2 separate regions of the Homo sapiens genome follow, and region 1 is linked to region 2. Evidence: read pairs that join two places in POLR2A ChIA-PET (ENCODE). Cell type or tissue: A673. All regions are shown on one strand. Links, peaks and the distances in the headings refer to the core of each region. The heading gives the core; the rest is flanking DNA.

Region 1 (5,379 bases), core at 111-5,110, 110 kb before region 2:
GAGGTGTGAGTTTTTGTATACATTTAATGTGTGAGGACACCAAGGTATGGAGAAGTTGACTACTATCAGTAACTTACCCAAAGTTACAGACCAGGGCAGAAATGAGGTGCAGATTCCATACTCCCCAGGGCCCTTCCTTTGTAACCATGGTTACAAAGCCTCTCAGAGGGAAGGCGGCGGATTCTCCTGCAGGTCACTGTGGCAGTGACATGGGCAGGGGTGGCGGACAGACACATGTTCCCGTTTGTTCTTACTCTTGTCCGTGGCACCTCTTCCTTCCGACTGCTGGTCCAGCCGATCCATGGGCCTTGCAAGTCCACACTAGAGGCAGAATCCCTTGTTCTAGATGACTCCTAAAGGCTCAGCATCTCTAATTCTCTGATGGGATGCTGACTAAGGCACAGGGGTTTCAATTCTATTTGGGAAGTGACCTGTTCCCCTCCATCTAGACTAGACAGATTTAACAAATAAAAATAGAGGACCCCCAATCACATTTGAATTTCATAAAAATAATGAATACTTTTAGTATATATCATGCAATATTTGAGATATAAAAATCACTTGCTGTTTGTCCAAAGTTCAACTGTAACTGGGCATAGATATCCTGTATTTTCTCTGTCAACCCTCTCTCCGTCCCCCAGTAGATGCCCTTCTAGAGAGACCTGCCAGACTGAGCCGCTTCCGTCAGCCAGACATGAGGATAAGAGCGTTTAGGTAAGTGCTTGGTCAGCATGGAAGAGCCTTGGGGAACTGAGTGGGGTGGGACAGGCTGAGGAGCCTTACGGGGCCTTGGTTTCCCTGTCTTGGCTACAGTGTGGAGCTCGGACATCCCCAAGGAGCCCACCGTCCACACATTGACGGTCGCTGCTTTTAACATAAAGTCCAGCTCCCCTAGTGAGGCACTGAAAGGCCCTGTCTGCCACCCCACCTCGCCTCCTGCCCAGCTCACACAGCCACCTGGAAGGACTTAAGAGTCCCTCCCAAAACAATCTCTTCTCACCTGTACCTTCACTCTTCTTGCCTGCCTTCCTTGTGTGCTGTTTAAACTCCTATTCACCCTTTATGCCTTTAATGCCACCTCCTCCCAGAAGCCTTCCCTGACCACTGCAGGAAGAGAGGCAGTTGCATTCACTTCCCTGTCACTTTGGGCCTCTTTGACAGTTTGATTACAATAAAATTACAGCTTATGCAAGTTTAACGTGTGCTTCAGACAAAAGAAAAAAGAAAAAATACAGAAAGAAAGACAAGAAGAGAGAAAGAAATTAAGTAAGGACCATGTGGCTCAATGGGCACACACCCTAAGTGGTTATGAGATAGAGGCAGAATCTGCTCTCTGAGGCTCAGTCCCCATAGGCCCCTCATCCTACAGCTACCTAAGGACAAGTCTTTAAAGATAAGCTGGAAAAAAACCCAAAAAACTGGCAGTATAGTGGGAAAGAATGAGGGACTTGGCAGACCAGACTACTCCAAATTCAGACTCCAGCTCCGCCACTTCCTGGCTGTACAACCCCGAGCAAGTTGCTAACTCCTCTGTGCCTGGGACTCCTCACCTGTAAAGTGGGCATAAGAAAAGTACCAACCTCATAAGGTTGTTGAGAGGATAAAATGAGCTTAACACCTGTGAAGTCCTCACAGTAGCTCCTAATCCACACTGGCACTAGATTATATTATGGTCCAGTATTACCCCAGCCAGTACCCTCTGTGGAAGGAAGAGGAACCTGCTCCTGGGCTGCAGGGAACCCCAACTGTGCTGGACTCACTAGGAGACTGAATATCAGTCCCCAACCTAGTGTCTCTGAGGATTTGCCAGGGGTACTTTTCATGACACTTGATTTTTGCTTTCCAAGCTGACTCGACTGGGTAGCACCCTCAGAGAAATCTAACCGTCAGATAGACAGTCCTGGGTGAAAATTCCCACCCACCATTTCTATAATAGTTGTGTGACCTTAAGCGAGTCACATTTTGTGTTAGCTCTGCTCGCTTCACCTGTCAAATGGAGACGATGATACCTACCCCCAGGGCATGAGGAGTTAACACCTGTGCTGATGCCTGCTACCTGGTAGACACCTGATACCAAGGCCGCTGTGATTAATTTACTCTTTCCACAGCAGCTGTTGTTACACTGTTTCATTTTCAGTTTACATGCTCTTCACCCCACAGCCTGGGAGCCCTCAAAGATGGGGACTCGTTCCAAGTCAGCTCAGGCTCCCATGGTCAAGTCTACACCAAAAACCAGGGAGGCACTCAAATATGAGAGGGGGATGGAGGGAGGGAGGGAGGAAGGAAAGGAAGGAAGGAAGGAAGGAAGGAAGGAAGGAAGGAAGGAAGGAAGGAAGGAAGGAAGGAAAAGAAGAAGGAAGGGAGGGAGGGAGAGAGAGAAGGAGGAAGGAATAAGAGGGGAAGGAAGGAAGGGAGGGAGGGAGGAAGGAAGGAAAAGAGAGAGGGAGGGAAGGAGGAAGGAAGGAAGAGAGGGAGGGAGGAAGGAAGGAATAAGCAATTAAATTCTTCATTCTCAGGCTCCGGGCTTATCTGACTGGTCAGAGGAATGGATCAGTAGCCCCCATTCATTCTCCTCTTTCTGGAGTCACAACTTAGGTTTGTAGCTGTCTAATTTATTATTATATGGTGCAGTGCAGGGTAATTATACACTGTGGTATAATTTGTTATAACTTGGGCTGAGGCCTATAACTGTATAATTTATTATTATACAGTACAGTGTTGAATAATACGAAGAGTATATAATTTATTTCAGGCTTACGAGCCTAACCTGTAATCCAAATGCAGCATGCAGCCTATGCAGATGAGTTAATGTTTCTACGGAAACCTCAACTTAGATATTTCTTCATCTCTAGTTCCTTTCTTTGGGCTTCTCAGAACACCTGTGTTACCAAGTTCCTGGTACTTTTTGTTTGGTGCAAGACTGACATGTTGGGTAGCCCTGGCCCAGGCTGAACCGGTCTTGCATATTGGGTCATGGGAAAGAAGGGTCCAGAGCTGTCACCCTGCCCAGTGACAGTTGTCATCACAGGGAGGCCGCAGCTTGCCAAAGGTATTACTGGCAGCAGATACAGAACCATGACCAGAACCCCCATTTCTGGGTCCCCAGGAATGAGGAGGCTTGCCGCACCTCCATCTATTTATTAGATAACTATTCTTTGCTCCGTTCTCAGCACTGGAAACACATCATGGGACCAGGCCCCTCGTGAAGCTTGCATTCTGGAGATTAAGAGCCTCCGTCTCTCTGGTCTCTTGTTTCTTAAAGTGTGGACTCTAGACCAGCATCTTCAGCATCCTCTGGGAGCTGGTTGGGAGTGCAGCATCTTAGCCGCAAGCCTCACTGAGTCTGCATTTTCTTTTTTTTTCTTTCTTTTTTTTTTTTTTTTTTTTTTTTTGAGAGGGAGTCTCGCTCTGTCGCCCAGGCTGGAGTGCAGTGGCGCGATCTCGGCTCACCGCAAGCTCCGACTCCTGGGTTCATGCCATTCTCCTGCCTCAGCCTCCCGAGTAGCTGGGACTACAGGCGCCCACCACCACGCCCGGCTGATTTTTTTGTATTTTTAGTAGAGACGGGGTTTCACCGTGGTCTCGATCTCCTGACCTCGTGATCCGCCCGCCTCGGCCTCCCAAAGTGCTGGGATCACAGGCGTGAGCCTCCGCACCCGGCCAAGTCTGCATTTTCACAAGACCCCCTGGTGATTCATTCACACTGAAGAAGAACTGCTGGAGTTGCTGTATGATTTAGGGGAACCATTTTCTTCTCTACTTCCCTTCTACCCAAAATATATACCATCTCACTGAGTATTGAAGCGGAGTTCCTTTTTTTTTTTTTTTTTTTTGAGACAGAGCCTCACTGTGTCTCCCAGGGGAGTGCAGTGGTGCAATCTCAGCTCACTGTAGTTTCCACCTCCCTGGTTCAAGCGATCCTCCCACCTCAGCCTTCCAAGTAGCTGGGATTACAAGCCTGTGCCACCACACCTGGCTAAATTTTGTATTTTTAATAGAGATGGGGTTTCACCATGTTGGCCAGGCTGGTCTTGAACCCCTGACCTCAAGTGATTCACCCACCTTGGCCTCCCAAAAAGTGCTGGGATAACAGGCGTGAGCCTCTGTGCCTGGCCCCTTCTTCTTTTTTTTTTTTTTTTAAAGAACATGTATTTTTTTCTTTTACTTTGGATGCAGAAGTTCATTATGTACCTTTTGGAATTATAAAACAAAAAAATATATATAAAAAAATCACCCAGAACCCCACCATTCAGAAGTGACACTGTTAATATTTTAATGACCAATCCATCAGACTTTTTTATACATACATATACTTTCTTTTTACAAAATTTCGAGAAAAGATGCAATAGTGTTGTATTCAGGCTCAGAAAATAATACCCCAGAATCTGGCGCTTTGACGTGCTGAACTGAAGAAGCGGTTTCAAGGTCTCTTTCTGACCTTGCCCTGCCTCCCTGTCTCTCTGATCCTCTTACTTTCCCAAAGCACCAGGAGGGGCTGTCGCTGGAATTTTCTTATCTGCCTAAGAAAGCTTCTTTCCAAGAGAAATGCAATTTCTTAAAACTCCCCGTCCCTAGGAATCTCATCAAATAACCAGGAAAGATTAACCACTGGAAAAGAGACTAGATGTAGTCACCGTGCTCAGACAGACTTTCATTTGTTTTTCTGAGAGCAGCTCCTAGAGATCACCTGGGACGCTTCATCTGCATAGTAAGACAATCTTTGTTTACAGTGAAGGTCTGCCCCTTACCTTCCCGCCACCTCCCCCAGAGCTCAGAAGAATTTTGTCTCAGGCAGTTGTTCTTTAGGATCACTCATTTCCCCTAAAAAGTCACTTACTCCTATACCTCCCATTTCCCCTTCCCCGATGAAGAAGGGCATATAAGGGTTATTGGGTAATCATTCTCCTATAATTCCCCTGTGTTACTCACATTAAATAATTTATTTTATTATTATTATTATTTTTTGAGAGGCAAGATGTTCTTCTGTTGCCTGGGCTGGAGTGCAGTGGCACAATCATAGCTCAACTGCAGCCTCAAACTCCTGGGTTCAAGTGATCCTCCTGCCTCTGATTACCAAGTAGCTGGGACTGTGGACACATATCACCATGCCTGGCTAATTTTTTAAAAAAATTTTTTGTAGAGACAGGATCTTGTTTTGTTACCCAGGGTAGTCTCAAACTTCCGGCTTCAAGTGATCCTCTCACCATGGCCTCCCAAAGTGTGGAATTACAGGCATGAGCCACCATGCCTGGCCTTGTTAAATACAATTTCATATGCCTTTTTCTTTTACTAATCTGTCTATTATAGTTCGTTTTCAGCAAACCTTAAGAGGACAGAGGAGAAGCTTCCCTTCGGCCCTTACAATTGCACAGTGGCTCT
Region 2 (5,379 bases), core at 183-5,182:
AAAGGATATCCTGTCACATGCTATAACATGGATGAACCTCAAGGATATTATGCTCAGTGAAATAAACTAGTCACAAAATGGCAAATACCATATGTTTCCACTCATATGCGGTATCTAAATTAGTCAAAACTGTAGAAACAGAAAATAGAGAAGGTGATTGCCAGGGGCCAGGAGGAGGTGGGAAAGGAATTAGTGTTTAGTGGGCATAGAGTTCGGGTTTTACAAAATGAAAAAAAATCCTGGAGATCTGTTACACAACAAGGTGAATATAATTAACACTACTAAACTGTACACATAAAAATGTTTGAGTGTAAATTTAATGTTATGTGTTCATAACCACAATTAAAAACAAAAAAAAATTGTTAAGGCATTGGAACACTGAGGATAGGAAATTGCCTGGGAAGGGGCACGAGGCAGCCCTCTGGAGAGCTGGAAGTGTGCTGTATCTTGATCGGGCTCATGGTTACAAGAGTGTATACACATAAAATCTTCCCCAAGCTGTACACTTAAGATGTGTGCACTTTATTGTATGAAAGTTATACATCAGGTTTAAAAATGTGCCACCAAAGAGGACCCAATTCTTTTCATATTTTCACTGTGACAGCCTCAGTGTGTGGACTTTGTCTTAATCATAAGATGGCAGCTGCAAGAGCCAGGCATTACATGTAATAAGGAATATGTCTGGGGTAAAAAGAGACCCTCTTTTCCTGTGTGTTTTTGAAAAGTAAAGAAACATTTCCCAGAGCCACCACCCCTACCAGCAGATGCTTTCTCACGTATTAATGACCACAACTGCATCACACGTCCTGGCCTACGCCAGTTGCTGGCAAGGGAAATAAGAGTGTCATGATCAGGGTTTACCTTTGCCCAGGTCATATGGATTGCTGGGTCAGTGATCAATACTATGTTTTTGTTTTTGTTTGTTTGTTTGTTTTTGTTTTGTTTTGTTTTGTTTTTTGAGACAGTCTCGTTCTGTTGCCCAGGCTGGAGAGCAGTGGCTTGATCTCAGCTCACTGCAACCTCCGCCTCCCAAGTTCAAGTGATTCTCCTGCCTCAGGCTCCCGAGTAGCTGGGACTACAGGCACGCACCACCACGCCCCGCTAATATTTGTATTTTTAGTAGATACAGGCTTTCCCCATGTTGGCCAGGTTGGTCTCAAACTCCTGACCTTGGGTGATCCACTGGCCTTGGCCTCCCAAAGTGCTGGGATTACAGGCATAAGCCACCATGCCTGGCCAACTCTACAGGCATAATAATAAGTCCCTCAACAAGGGACTGGACTGCCCCACAGAAGACAACCTACAAAGGCAAAGCAGCATCTCTTCTTCTACACCTTCTTTTTTTTTCTTTGTTTTTTTAAAAATATTTTTTCCAAAATGGTGTATCATCATTGTTTTTCTAATTATGTGATTAATGTTCATTGTGAAAGTTCAACTAGTAAGTGAAAATAATCCAAAATTAACCCTCCCCACCCCACCATAATAATCAGTATTAAAAGTCTGGTCTGTAGACTTCCAGATTTTTTCTTGTCATATATGTCATTTTATGTACTTAGACAATTTTTTAAACTACAGAAATAGGAGCACAACATATGCGTTAAATACTATCATTAGTCTACATGCATAACTAACACTTCTTGATCATTTCCTCTGCCAACAATCCAAATATGCTTCAAGGGGGAAATCAGCCCCTTCCCTGGTCCCAGGAGGTGAAGTATAATTAGCATAAAAGAGTAGGTTTTTTTTTTTTTTTTTAGACAGAATCTCGCTCTGTCCCAGGCTAGAGTACAGTGGCACAATCTCAGCTCACTGCAACCTCCGCCTCCCGGGTTCAAGTGATTCTCCTGCCTCAGCCTCCCGAGTAGCTGGAACTACAGGCGCCTGCCACCTAGCCCAGCTAATTTTTTGTATTTTCAGTAGAGACAGGGTTTCACCATGTTGGCCGGGATGGTCTCCATCTCTTGACCTCATGACCCACCCGCCTCGGCCTCCCAAAGTGTTGGGATTACAGGCGTAAGCCATCGCGCCCAGCCAAAAGAGTAGTTTTGAACTCTGCTACCCATTGAAAATACCCAGGGAATTAAAAATATATACATAGCCCAGGTCCCACTCCCAGAGATACTGCACTACAGACTGTTGGTGTGCTGTGGACTCAGGAGCCTAAACCTTGCAGGTGGTATTGCTAACATGTGGCTGGAGTTGAGAGCTACTGGTCTCAACTCATTGTTACAGTCCTGTTCTTACCACTGACTTATTTAAGAATTGTTATATTCCTGTTCTCCTTACCACCTGATGGAGGTTCTGGAAAAGTTTTCCCCAATCTCAGAAAGGGACGTGGTTAAGATATTAATATCTTCTGCCTCTATATATTGCCATTAGCATGGCGCTTCTGGAGCAATGGCAATTATCCTGGGCCTTGGAGGGAATAAGACTAAGACAGCGGTCCCCAACCCCTGGGCCACTGACCAGAACCTATCCGCAGCCTGTTAGGAACCGGGCTGCACAGCAGGAGGTGAGCGGGGTGAGCAAGCCTTACTGCCTAAGCTCCGCCTCCTGTCAGAATCAGCAGCAGCATTAGATTCTCATAGGAGCAAAACCCTATTGTGAACTGCGCGTGCAAGGGATCTAGGTTGCACGCTCCTTATGAGAATCTAATGCTTGACGATCTGAGGTGGAACAGTTTCATCCTGAAACCACCAGCAGCACCCTCCCCAACCTTTCCCCCTCTCCCTGCCATCCGTGGAAAAATTGTTTTCCACCAAACTGTTCCTTGGTGCCAAAAAAGGCTGGACTAAGAGGATGAGCCAATGATCTGGGGATGGCAGAACAAGAATGTAGAAAGAACTCAAATCCTTGATGATGTATCTAAGGTTGAATTAGCCAACCCTGGAAACACTCTACTTCTAGCTTCTTGAGTGAGATAGCATTTCATTTGCATTTTCACGTTTGAGTTACATACAGCCAAAAGCTTCCTAACTAGTACAAGCTGGAGTACGGTGGCATAATTATGACTCACTGCAGCCTCTAACTCCTAGGTGCAAGCAATCCTCCTGCCTCAGCATCACAAGTAGCTGGAACAGGCAAGTGGCACCACACCCAACTGATTTTTTATTTTTATTTTTGTTGAGACAGGGTCTTGCTATGTTGCTGGTCTTAAACCCCTGACCTCAAGCGATCCTCTCACCTCAGCCTCCTGAGTTGCTGGGATTACAGACATAAGCCACTGACCCTGGCAGTGTTTTTAAACTTCTTTCTATTTAACTCCTTCAGGTATTGTTTGTTATTAGTTCATGATATATTTTTATAATTTTGTTTTAGAAATTAAAAAAAGGGAAAATAATAACCACAGTGTCAGGATCATGTTTAGAAGCACATGGAAGAAGCTATGACCAAAAAATGATATAAATCGGCTGGGTGCAGTGGCTCACACCTGTAATCTCAGCCCTTTGGGAGGCCAAGGTAGGTGGATCACCTGAGGTCAGGAGTTCAAGACCAGTCTGGCCAACATGGTGAAATGATGTCTCTACTAAAAATACAAAAATTAGCCAGATGTGGCGGTGCATGCCTGTAGTGCCAGCTACTTGGGAGACTAAGGCAGTAGAATAGCTTGAACCCAGGAGGTGGAGGTTGCAGTGAGCCAAGATTGCGCCACTGAACTTCAGCCTGGGCAACAGAGTAAGACTTCTTCTCAAAAAAAAAAAAAGATATAAATTACTAAAATGCGTATATGTCTTATGTAACAAGAAGTGCTGGGTATGCCTTATGCCTCCTCTTTCCTTCTTTCCTCTGCACACTGTGAAGACTCATCTTTAGGCTTTGTAGTCTCATGGCTGTATGCTGTTTGCTGCACTCTAGACAACACTTCCATGTTCCAGACAGGGAGAATGGGGAAGGGGCAAAAAGGCAAAAGAGAAGCAAGGAACAGGGGCTGTTCCTTCCATAAAAGCATCCCTGAACGTCTCATCCAGTGACTTCCACTGCACTTTATCAGCCAGGACTCCTTGGTACTGGAAGGTTTGGGTCACTCAGTTGCATTTTTATCCTTCTATATGTAATTCTAAGCTTCATTAAACTTATTTGCGATATAATGAGTAACTTTTTCCCCAAGATAATTTTAAAATATTCTATTGTGTTTTAGGGATATGAATATAAATGTTTTTCCTGTGCAAGCATTTGCCAAAAAAGACATTGTTCTTGAGAGATGTGTATTCTCTCAAGTTTGGGTATTATAAACTAAGAATGATTCCACTGGGAAAATGTTAACCAGAGAAATATTCTGCAGGATATCCCTGAATACTGTGGAGGTTTTTCCTTACCTCCAGCTCCACCTTATCTTTGGTGAGTTGCATAGTAAACATTCCACTGTGTGGATAACTAATGTACCTTGTCCCCTACTGTTGAACATTTAGAATGTTTCCAATATTTCACAATTATAAACAAGGCTGCATTGAACATCTTTATACAAACACCCTTGACCATTTGTCCAATTACTTCTTTGGGATCCTTGAAATGAAATGCTAAACTGAAAGTTCTGCAAATTTTACATTTTGATACATATTGCCAAATTGCCTTCTGAAAGGTTGTACCAACTCCATTACTTCTCCATTGCTGCAATAATGAACATGCATCACAATGGCACCCTGGACCTCTTACATGGAGAGGAGGATAGATGGTTCTGTTAACGTAGCCTTTGGAAGCAGAGAGCTTCATAATTCAGACACCAGTTACATTTGGAAATGAGATTAGTACAAGGAATCTTCCCATTCATCTCGCTAAAAGTTTCAAGGTTCCATTCCTGGGCAGATGAAACAATAAAACAAAACCAGTGAAATGAAGTCAATGTGGAGCCAAGACATTTACTTTGATAAACGTTTCCATTTAGGACCAATTTTCAGGGCAGCTTGCTTAGCTCTGACTTGAAGGAGCATCACTACCATGCTCCACCACAGTTTCTCTCTATTAGTGATTTTTCTCCCTAAAACACACACATTGACCTCATTAGCTCCCTTCTCAAAAGTATGTCATGATGCCCCACCCTACATATGTTCTTGAGAATGATGCCCAATATCCCAGTAGAAGAGCTGCCATTGCTTACTACATAGTAGTGACAGCATCAGCAATCATATAAAAGCTTGCAGTTACTTAATGGGGAATTAGTGTTTAACGGGTACAGAGTTTCAGGTTGGGATGATAGAAAAGTTCTGGAGATGAATGGCGGTGATGGTCGTACAACAATGCGAATGTATTTATTGCCACTGAATTCAACTCTTAAGGATGATTAAAGTGGCAAATTTTAACTTATCTATTTTACCACAATGAAAAAAATTTTCTTTAATCACAGACTTCCAGTTTCCAGTTCAACATGTGAGATGTTGGAAG

What was found. ChIA-PET counts read pairs that join two places held together with the same protein. Peaks named below come from ENCODE experiments on the same cell type or tissue, not always from the same donor. Only the 100,000 strongest peaks of a DNase experiment are listed, where the experiment ranks them.
Region 1: POLR2A ChIA-PET joins it to region 2 with 24 read pairs; 2 of 35 experiments call an interaction of 5 or more read pairs at or near these places.

What each region holds. Positions count from the first base shown.
Region 1 is chr20:1,950,835-1,956,213 of GRCh38, forward strand. It overlaps PDYN-AS1 (PDYN antisense RNA 1), which reads left to right. Exons shown (of 4, transcript NR_134520.1): 2 at 645-714. Among named protein-coding and RNA genes, the nearest start is that of PDYN-AS1, 6.3 kb to the left of the region's middle. RefSeq lists a silencer at 9-303 and an enhancer at 3,679-3,768. In A673, for the core only: no CTCF peak of the experiment used is centred there; DNase peaks (open chromatin) are centred at 2,237, 2,527 and 3,857; H3K27ac peaks cover 4,809 bases.
Region 2 is chr20:2,062,283-2,067,661 of GRCh38, forward strand. No RefSeq gene overlaps it. Among named protein-coding and RNA genes, the nearest start is that of STK35, 37 kb to the right of the region's middle. In A673, for the core only: no CTCF peak of the experiment used is centred there; no DNase peak of the experiment used is centred there; H3K27me3 peaks cover 2,755 bases.